2 separate regions of the Homo sapiens genome follow, and region 2 is linked to region 1. Evidence: chromatin loops called from intact Hi-C (ENCODE). Cell type or tissue: psoas muscle. All regions are shown on one strand. Each heading gives the region's core, and the rest is flanking DNA. Links, peaks and the distances in the headings are about the cores only. Region 1 holds the start of LOC101928882 (a long non-coding RNA gene). Region 2 overlaps FXR1 (FMR1 autosomal homolog 1).

Evidence for each region. A loop is a pair of places that touch in the nucleus more often than their neighbours do. Peaks named below come from ENCODE experiments on the same cell type or tissue, not always from the same donor. Only the 100,000 strongest peaks of a DNase experiment are listed, where the experiment ranks them.
Region 2: a loop joins it to region 1, with 3 times the contacts of the local background. A loop is called at or near these places in 5 of 110 quality-filtered maps.

The regions. Positions count from the first base shown.
Region 1 is chr3:180,867,643-180,872,040 of GRCh38, reverse strand. It overlaps LOC101928882 (a long non-coding RNA gene), which reads left to right and starts at 1,863. Exons shown (of 14, transcript NR_109986.1): 1 at 1,863-1,994. It overlaps LOC105374240 (a long non-coding RNA gene), which reads right to left and starts at 3,859. Exons shown (of 3, transcript XR_924752.3): 1 at 3,746-3,859; 2 at 3,205-3,350; 3 at 1,325-1,973. In psoas muscle, for the core only: no CTCF peak of the experiment used is centred there; DNase peaks (open chromatin) are centred at 240, 1,490 and 1,850; H3K4me3 peaks cover 3,445 bases; H3K27ac peaks cover 3,992 bases.
Region 2 is chr3:180,979,939-180,984,336 of GRCh38, reverse strand. FXR1 (FMR1 autosomal homolog 1) reads right to left here. Exons shown (of 17, transcript NM_005087.4): 17 at 1,584-4,398. DNAJC19 (DnaJ heat shock protein family (Hsp40) member C19) reads left to right here. Exons shown (of 6, transcript NM_145261.4): 6 at 1-628. Among named protein-coding and RNA genes, the nearest start is that of DNAJC19, 7.6 kb to the left of the region's middle. In psoas muscle, for the core only: no CTCF peak of the experiment used is centred there; no DNase peak of the experiment used is centred there; H3K4me3 peaks cover 558 bases; H3K27ac peaks cover 2,195 bases.

The DNA.
Region 1 (4,398 bases), core at 100-4,099:
AAGAACTTTCTGCTTCCCTTTCTTCTCCTCCCTCCTCGTGTTCCAACTAAGAGGGGTCAGCTACAGCAGCTGAGAATGTGAGAAGAGGTGAACAAACAAAACAAAGATTACCATGTTCCCTTTTGCAAAGACAGATAGATGGCCTGCCACAATTACACCCTAACTGGGTAAAGGAGTGAGTGGAGGGAATCCTATTTTTATTGAAGGTTGAGGCTGAGTGCGGTGGCTGACGCCTGTAATCCCAGCACTTTGAGAGGCTGAGGCTGGTGGATCACCTGAAGTCAAGAGTTCAAGACCAGCCTCGCCAACATGGTGAAACCCCGTCTCTATTAAAAATACAAAATTAGCTGGGTGTGGTGGCGCATGCCTGTAATCCCAGCTACGTGAGAGGCTGGGGCAGGACAATTGCTTGAACCCAGGAGGCAGAGGTTGCAGTGAGCTGAGGTTGCGCCATTGCACTCCAGCCTGGGCAACGAGAGCGTAGACTCTGTCTCAAAAAAAAAAAGAAGGTTGAAGTATTGATTAACATAATGGCCTGGGCATTGGAGTTTCACCTTCTAGTCTGTGTAATGTGGTTTAAAGTGGTGATTCAACTTTGTATTGCCTAAGCATGAAAAGGAAAGTTAATCCTCCAAGGAGCCAGAAACAAATTCCTTTATTGAATATAATTTTCTGAGGGATAGTGGGAAATAATAATTTCCTGAGATCTATTGATTAGAAATATTCTATTTCTTTTGTGTCTTTAACTGCTCCCTCTATATTGGCTACTTTGCACAAGCATTTAAACGTGTTCAAGTCACCTCTATTTTAAAGAAAACACCTCATCTCCACACTCTAGCTATATTGATCTCTTGCTGTCTTCTTCCTTTTAAAGTCAAACTTCCAGAAAACATTAGGTGGGTGGCACGGGTGACTCTCCCAGGACCCTGAATTCCTGATTTCAGCAGTGGGCACATGATTCTGACTCCACAAATCATAATGAGCTATCTCTATGGGAACAGTGATTGGTCTAAGGAGTAGGTCTGTGACATAAACAGTTTCAGTCAGAGTACGTACTTCCTTGAGATTACTACTTGGAAGTTGAGAAGCCTGAAGCTCCTGGGAAACCTAGTTTTTGCCTCCACTACCTTACTGATCATGCATTTGCAAGATTAAGTATTTCCAATATTTATTATTATAAACCACATATTATATCTTTGTTACTATCGCTGTAGTATATGACCTGGAACGGCTAGACTAAGGTATATGCATATTTTTTAAAAAACAACTTTACTGAGATGTAATTCATATATCATACGGTTAATCTACTTAAAGTACACAATTCAATGGTTGTTAGTATATTTATAGTTGTGCAACTATCACTGATACAGAATGGCTGGGTTCCCAGCTAAACCCCACCCTTAAGCCTGGAATCACGGCCTTGAAAACAGCTGACCCTGTTTTTCTGCCCAAATGTTGTTTTTTTGGCCTGCCACGCCCCTATCCTGTGGCCATAAAAAAGACTTCAGCTGGCAGAGCAACACAAGCGGCTGAGCGGTGAGCAGAGAAGCAGCAAGAGTGTTGAAGACTACAGATAGACGCAGCTAACTTCAGATGGTGCGGCTTCAGGGAAAGATGACCCTCTTTCACCGTCTGCTTTCCAGTACCCATCCCACCAGGAGCCACCACTCAATCAAATCTTCCGCATACACTACTCTTCAATCCGTTCATATGACCTAATTCTTCCTGGACGCCGGACAGGTACCCCGGTGCCGAGAGGCCAGGGCTTGGACGCTGCTGTGAGGCCCGCACAGAGCCTATTCCCGCCAGAGAGGAGTGACCGGCCGGTTCCAGCATTCGGTCGCTCCGGTTCCCGCACTCGCACGCTCTGCCGCCAGGAGTGGCAGGAGGCGAGCTGAGTGAAATGAGCTGCTCCAGTTCCCGCCCACGAAGGGGGTTAAGATGAAGGGAACAATCCTGTCTCATCTGGGGGCCTGTCCAGGATATGAAAAACAGTGAGTTAAAATGAGGAACTTTTGGATCTGTGTCTTTTCCAAGACCGTGGCAACTCTCTCTTTCCTTTAGGTGAAAGGAATGTTGGTTTTGTTTCCCGTCACAGAGGTCTAGCAGGTCTGAACCAGGGGAGGGATACAGTGATTAAAGAAACCCATTTCAACAGAGCAAGAGGCTCTTCCCTCAGGTCCCCCCAACTTAGAGATACTTGAAGCTTTTTTTCTTTTCTAAGCGAGAGGATTCTTTTCCTACCTCAGCACTTTGCTTATGTTAGGGAGGCAACAGAGGAGCAACCCCTCCTGGCTGATAACTGCAAATTTGGCAAAGTCCATGTGGGACTTAAATCTAAATGAATCCATGCAGCCTCTGAAATACCTTCTTTTTTGGTCTCAAACTTGATTCTAAACTTCAGGTTGAGGCCCTAGAAAGGAAAACCAGATCTGAGGGAACCGAAGCCACGCAACAGTCCCAGTGTAAATGGGCAGGACCGATTCCTGCCAATTAACCCCCCGCTTCATGCAAGGAAGCCATGCTCCATGGTATAAATGAGGCCCAGGGAACTCAAAGGTTGTCGACAGTAGGGGAGGTAGAAGCACAGATGAGTGTGCGTAATTCCTATTTTCTAGGCCCTCCCTGCTTCCTGGGTGCAAGCCACATTGGCACCCATGGGTGGCACCTGCCAAGGTTGCCGAGACTCAGACAAAAAGAACAGAAAGGGAGAATGCCCGCTTTCTTTCTCCCTCACACCTCGAAATTTCACTGAAAGAAGAAAGGGAATGAGAGACGCCAAATTCCCTGTCTTTCAGAATGGGCAACCAACAAACGTGACCACCTCCAGTTTATACTTAGAAATGCACCCTGGGACCAGATAGTACTTTAGGGGACCTCCTGAAAGTAGCCACCTTGGTCATTTAGACACAAGGAAGAGGCAGAAGCTTTAATGACCACCATGCAAGCCCACAGACCCCAGAATTCCTCAGGTTCACCTGTTAACTGCCACAGATGTGACAAGAGCACTTATCTCTCTCATAAAGTTTAACTTCTCCCATACAAGGTTTAATTTCTTTCACCAGCGTGAGACAGCTTGGGGTACAATGTTACTAGTATATTTCACTTTTTATTTCTGTAATATTTCACACTAGATTCTTTCCTTGTATAATACATGTTTGATCCATGCATATTTGGCCATGTAAAGCTTGTTTTTTCTCTCACCTCGAGGCCATCAAAGCTCCAAACAGGCAGGCAGCCAGAGCCTCGGACTATGGCTCCCTTTCGCTGGGGATCCTTGGGTAGACTTCTGGGAGGAATCCAACTGCCGCTTTCGTTAAACAACGGAAAGACTGGTCGTTGTCCATATCCTAATGGCAGTTAGATGTGCCTCTTCAGAGGGGGGAAATGATACAGAACGGCTTGGCTCCTGGCTAAACCCCACCCTTAAACCTGGAACCACAGCCCTGTGTGAAAACAGCTCACCCCATTTTTGCCCTCAAATGTTGCTTTTTGGCCTGCCATGCTCCTATCCTGTGCCCATATAAAAAAGACTTCAGCTGGCAGAGCAACACAAGCGGCTGAGCGCCGGGTATATGCGCAGCAAGCAGAGAAGCAGCAACTGAGTGTCAGAGACTACAGATAGACGCCGCTAACTTCAGATGGTGTGGCTTCAGGGAAAAATCACTTTCTTTCCGCACCATCCCCTTTCCAACTCCCATCCTGCTGAGAGCCATTACCCAGTAAAATCTTCTACATACACTACCTTTCAATCCGTGTGGGTGACCTAATTCTTCCTGGATGCCAAACAAGAACTCAGGTGCCGAGAGGACAGGGGCTTGGATGCTGCTGTAGGGCCCGCACGGAACCTGCTTCCGCCAGAGAAGAGTGGCCAGGTCCAGGGTTCATTCTCTCCAGTTCCCACACTCCCTTGCTGGCACACTCTGTCTCATGAGGAGTGGCCAGTGGCAGGCTAAGTGAAATGAGCCACTTCCATTCCCACCCACGAAGTGGGTCAAGGGAACTATCCTGTCTCATTTCTATAATCAAGTTTAGAACATTTTTATCACCCCAAAATAATATTCTATGCCCATTAGCAGTCACTCCCCATTCCAACCCCAGTCCTTGGCAACCACTAATTTACTTTGTCACTGTAGATTTGTCTATTCTGGACATTTCATATAAACGAAATCATATAATGTGTTTTTTTTTGTGGTGGTTTCTTTCACTTAGCGCAATGCTATCAAGGTTGATCTATGTTGAAGTGTGTATGAGAATTTCATCCTTTCTTATTGCTAAATAATGTTCTACCGACTGGATGGATATACCACATTTTATTCATCCATTCATCAGTTGATGGACATTTGAATTGTTTCGTTTTCTGGTAGTTATGAATAATGTTGCTCTGAACATTTGTGT
Region 2 (4,398 bases), core at 188-4,187, 110 kb before region 1:
GCTCTCAGGGAGCCCCCACTTTAATGGGAGACTGATAAACTGGTAATTAGACTGTGATAAATAGTATGATGGAAATTAGCTTAAGCTGTTTAAGTAGGGACTCTTCTTATTCGGTGGAAAGGCTGTTCCAGGTACAGGCAACTGGCCTGGCAACTTGGATACTTGGAACCTTGTATTTAAAAGTGAATTTAACCACAACTGAGACCTAAGAAATTGACCTAGGGGTGTGTGTGTGTGTGTATTCTATGTACATATAAACCATTTTTATTTCATGCATTAAAAATAGTATGATAAAGATTTCAGAGTACAGGTCTGGTACAATCACAGTTCATTGCAGCCTCAACCTCCTGGGTTTAAGCAGTCCTCCCGCCTCAGCCTCCCAAAGTACTGGGATTACAGGCATGAGTATTTACATTGTATTCAGCTAGCCCCTTAAAGGTAATGACCATTTATAAATTATTCCTTCAGTTGGCTATTTCTTGACATAATCAAACTTCTGCAATTGTTATGATTAAGCTTAAACCCTGTTAGCAAAACTGAAAACTGAAATGTTCTCAATATCAACATATTTAATTTGGACTCTTTAGAATTTATACACTAATAAATTTAAATGATGTTTAAAGGCAAATTACTTACTGTTTGTCTAACATAAAATATATAAGGATCTTAAGAGGACCTGTATAAAACATCTGGTATAAACTAGTATGTATTTCTCAACAGGAGTATTTCTTATGTGTAGCTCTAAGATGATAAATTATACTACCTACCGTCTAAACTTCCTTAAGTCATCATAAGTTTCTTAATTATTGGAGGATACAAGGACTTTTGAGGTTAAAAAAATAGTGGAGGTAATATTTATCTGCCTTATAAAGTAAAGGTATATCTGCTCTTTGTGTTTTCTATCCAATACCCTCGTTTAAAATCTGATGGAGTCTGTTATGATTTAGTGTATGATGAAACACTAGCTTCTAAGGCTTTTATGCAGGATAAATTATTTCCAGGGACAAGGAGACATGAAAGTACAGCTGGTTCTTGTTTGTGGTAATTCTGTTCTTTAAGGTGGCTATGAACACTGAATTAGCAAATAAGGAACAAGTTCCTAAGAGAAATACAGATTCTGTGACCCTTTGGTCACAATATTGTCTGCCAGTCAGTATATAACCTTGATCGACCTGTTTCTGCTTGAAAACATTCTTTAGTATTTCATTAACTTTCAATTAACAGCCAACAGCACTATAACTAACTCATGCTTGGGACATCACGGCCTTCTTTGCATTTGGGAACACTAGGTAGCATGCTTCACTACTACTCTTAGGAACCATCTTAAAACAGCAAAATCACCAACAAAAAGCACAAACATGAAACTTGGCACTAAATAGACCACAAAAAGGATATCTGTTTATGGTGTGAGAGCTTAAACAAGGTAGAGCATTGCCTTGTGCACATAAAGTGGTTTAAATTTTTTGTCACTCTGCAAATACTCACAAATGACCAGAAAAGGATGTTGATTTTGGAGTTACAAATTTTAGTGAGTAGGCAAATTCACAGATAAGGAATTCTACTAATAATGAGGATCAACTGTATTTTGGTTTACTAACCTTTTATTTCAGTCCATTGGACAAATCAAAAAATGTTTCTCTGAACAAGAGCTTTATGAAGAAATAGTTGAGACTTAAAAGAAAATTTTTCAAAGACAGATAGTGATAATATGCCGACAGGCAATGAAGCATTAACTCTAAAAAGGGAAATTTAACTTAATAGGTATAAATACTTTTGAGGGTTCAGTGCAAACAACATACCCGTTTTAAGACAGGTGTTAAGACAATGGAAACCACTTAAAAATACCAAGGAGCACAGCAGAGCACATTTTTTTCTTGCATAGTAATCAGTTTTATTTTCTCCAGGCTTACCTTTTTTAAGTAGAAGAATCCGTGTTTCATTGAAGGCTATTAGGCAAACTGAACATTTAAATGTTATCCATGTGAGGGCTCTAGATCATGTAGGTGATTGATACAAATACGATCCATAAAAAAACTTTTATCTTTTGCTGGTATTTTCTTACAAAATACTTGGATCTGTAACATTTGAGTACTTACAGTGTACTAGCACTGTGCTAAGTATTCTTCCCTTATCTCAGTAGACTAGTTATTATGATGTACATTTTACATGTGAGGAAATGGAAGTTTAGTAAGGTTAAGCAGCCAAGGCAACATGCTGAGAATGGCTGATCTTTCTCAGATCCTGAGTTCCGTTCTCTTAACTTTTTGTACTATGGCCTTCACAATTCTGATAACCTAAGCATGTTTTCCTTGATAGTACTGAGATGTGAGTCTAGTACTTATCTCTACAGATCTAGCTTGGGGCCTTTGTCTTTACTCATTGGTGCTTCCAGATATATTTTAAAGAAGGCGGCATGATTAAACACACTTTGGGAATGAGAGGTAGGTTACAAGTTAAACTTCTGCAGAAGCCAGGTAAACAGAAGCCAGGTAAATCTGAGCCTCGAGGCTTCAGCTTTCTCTGTAAAAGGGAAATATACATGACCAACTTGAAATTGTGAAGATTCTTCCACATTTTATGGCTTGGGAAACAAAAGTCCAGAGCAAATGGTCTTTTTTCTAAGGTCCCACGGCTAGTGAAACTAAAATTAGGTCCTTGGTGTCTTCTCCAATTTGCTGTTCATATTAGTCCTCATTAGAAGTTTGTGGGGAATTCCTATCTATAGCCTTCACATTAGACCTCAATATCAGAGATTTTTGTGAGTCACTTAGCCTCTTCCCTTGCCTTTACTGGCCATCTGGGTTGACATTAGAAATGAGTCCTAAGGTGCTGTATAAAAACTGCTTTGTTGGTAAGAAGTGAGCTATAATGGGTTGTCCTGGAAGTTAACTCTTTCTCCACCTTTAGTTTTAAGCAAGTTCTCCTGCCATCAAGTATTTTCCAAATGATGAGAGTACTTACGGAAACATTTAAATGGAAAACCAATGAGAACTGAGAAAAATTAGGGAACTAGCTTCTTAATATATTGCCACACTGAAAGCTGTATAAATTCAGTATACTGAATATGTATGCCCCCCCGTAAAGAAAACCTAGTATCAGAAATGTCTAAAAATAAAATTTCACGCAGGCATAATGCTTCATTTAAAGGGTTAGAGGGGTTTTAGGTTAGAATGCAGAGTTCTGTTTCAATCATGAGAAATTCTATAAGGCATCTTTCTGTTGACAGTGACCTAAAAAAAAGGTTTTGCAGTTCAGAAGCTTGTAGTAGGTTCACATTGAGTGCACAAGAACCTCCAAACATGTTAAATCTGATGAAAATTTAGAACATGAATCAACAATGTCAAAGAACAGACTAAGCTTAAAAAAACAAAACCCTGTAAATTTTATGTAAACAAAGTAAAAAAAAAATTACAATGTAGAATGCTCTCCTAGGTTTTTGGTTATGTAAAGTATCCTGGAATGAGTAACCTTGAGTACCAGTTAACTTGAATGACCTAAGCTCTGGTTTTAGTTTTTGGACTGCTGTACAGTGTGCTGTTTATCAGCTTAGAGCCAACTACTGCCTTAGCAACAAGATATATATAGGAAGAGCTTCTATCCTGTGTCACCTATTATTCCTGACCCAATAATAGAACAGTCCAATGATATGGGATAATCTGTTATGGTTAACATTTGCTAACACCTTACAGCAGTTTCAGTTAATGAAATTTCAAATATATGTTTACATTTTTCTTTACAACCTGAAGACAGCCAAGTTAGCTGAAAAAGGAAGCCTAGAGGTTGAAATGTAAGCAACCAAGCAACAATTAAGTATAAATTGTTTATCTAGAAAAACTATTGGAAAATATTTTTAATGAAAATGGTCTCTAAAACTAGAAAATTAATATGTACATTTTACAGTTAATCCAATTAAGAGGGTACAAAGGGGTAAAAAAACTTTCCCAAAAAAAAAGAACATCCCAATCACTGAAATACAAAGAAATTCAAGAAGCTAATTAGTAGCATACTTAATAGTGGGGCTGTAAGACTTGTGAAAAATTACTTTGTCCTTGTTTGGAATATCTTATAGATTGCATTCAGCATAGTTGAAAATGTCTGGGATGGATACATATGTAAAACAAACACCACTTAAATTCAGCATACTCCTTATGAGAATACTTGGGCATTTGGTTAGGTGTTGCTCAGGGTCTGACATGTGACTAGACTCAAATTACTACTGGAAGGGCCTTAAAGATACCAACTAGGCCAGCCCTCTCTGGTTGGATAAAATTGAAACCATAGAGAAAAAGTTAATAGAGCTAAAATAGCAGCTTCTAATTCTGTACCATTACCTAAAGCATCTTTTTGAATTATCAAAGGAAGAAATAAGCAAATGGACTGTGGGAAATCATCTTACAA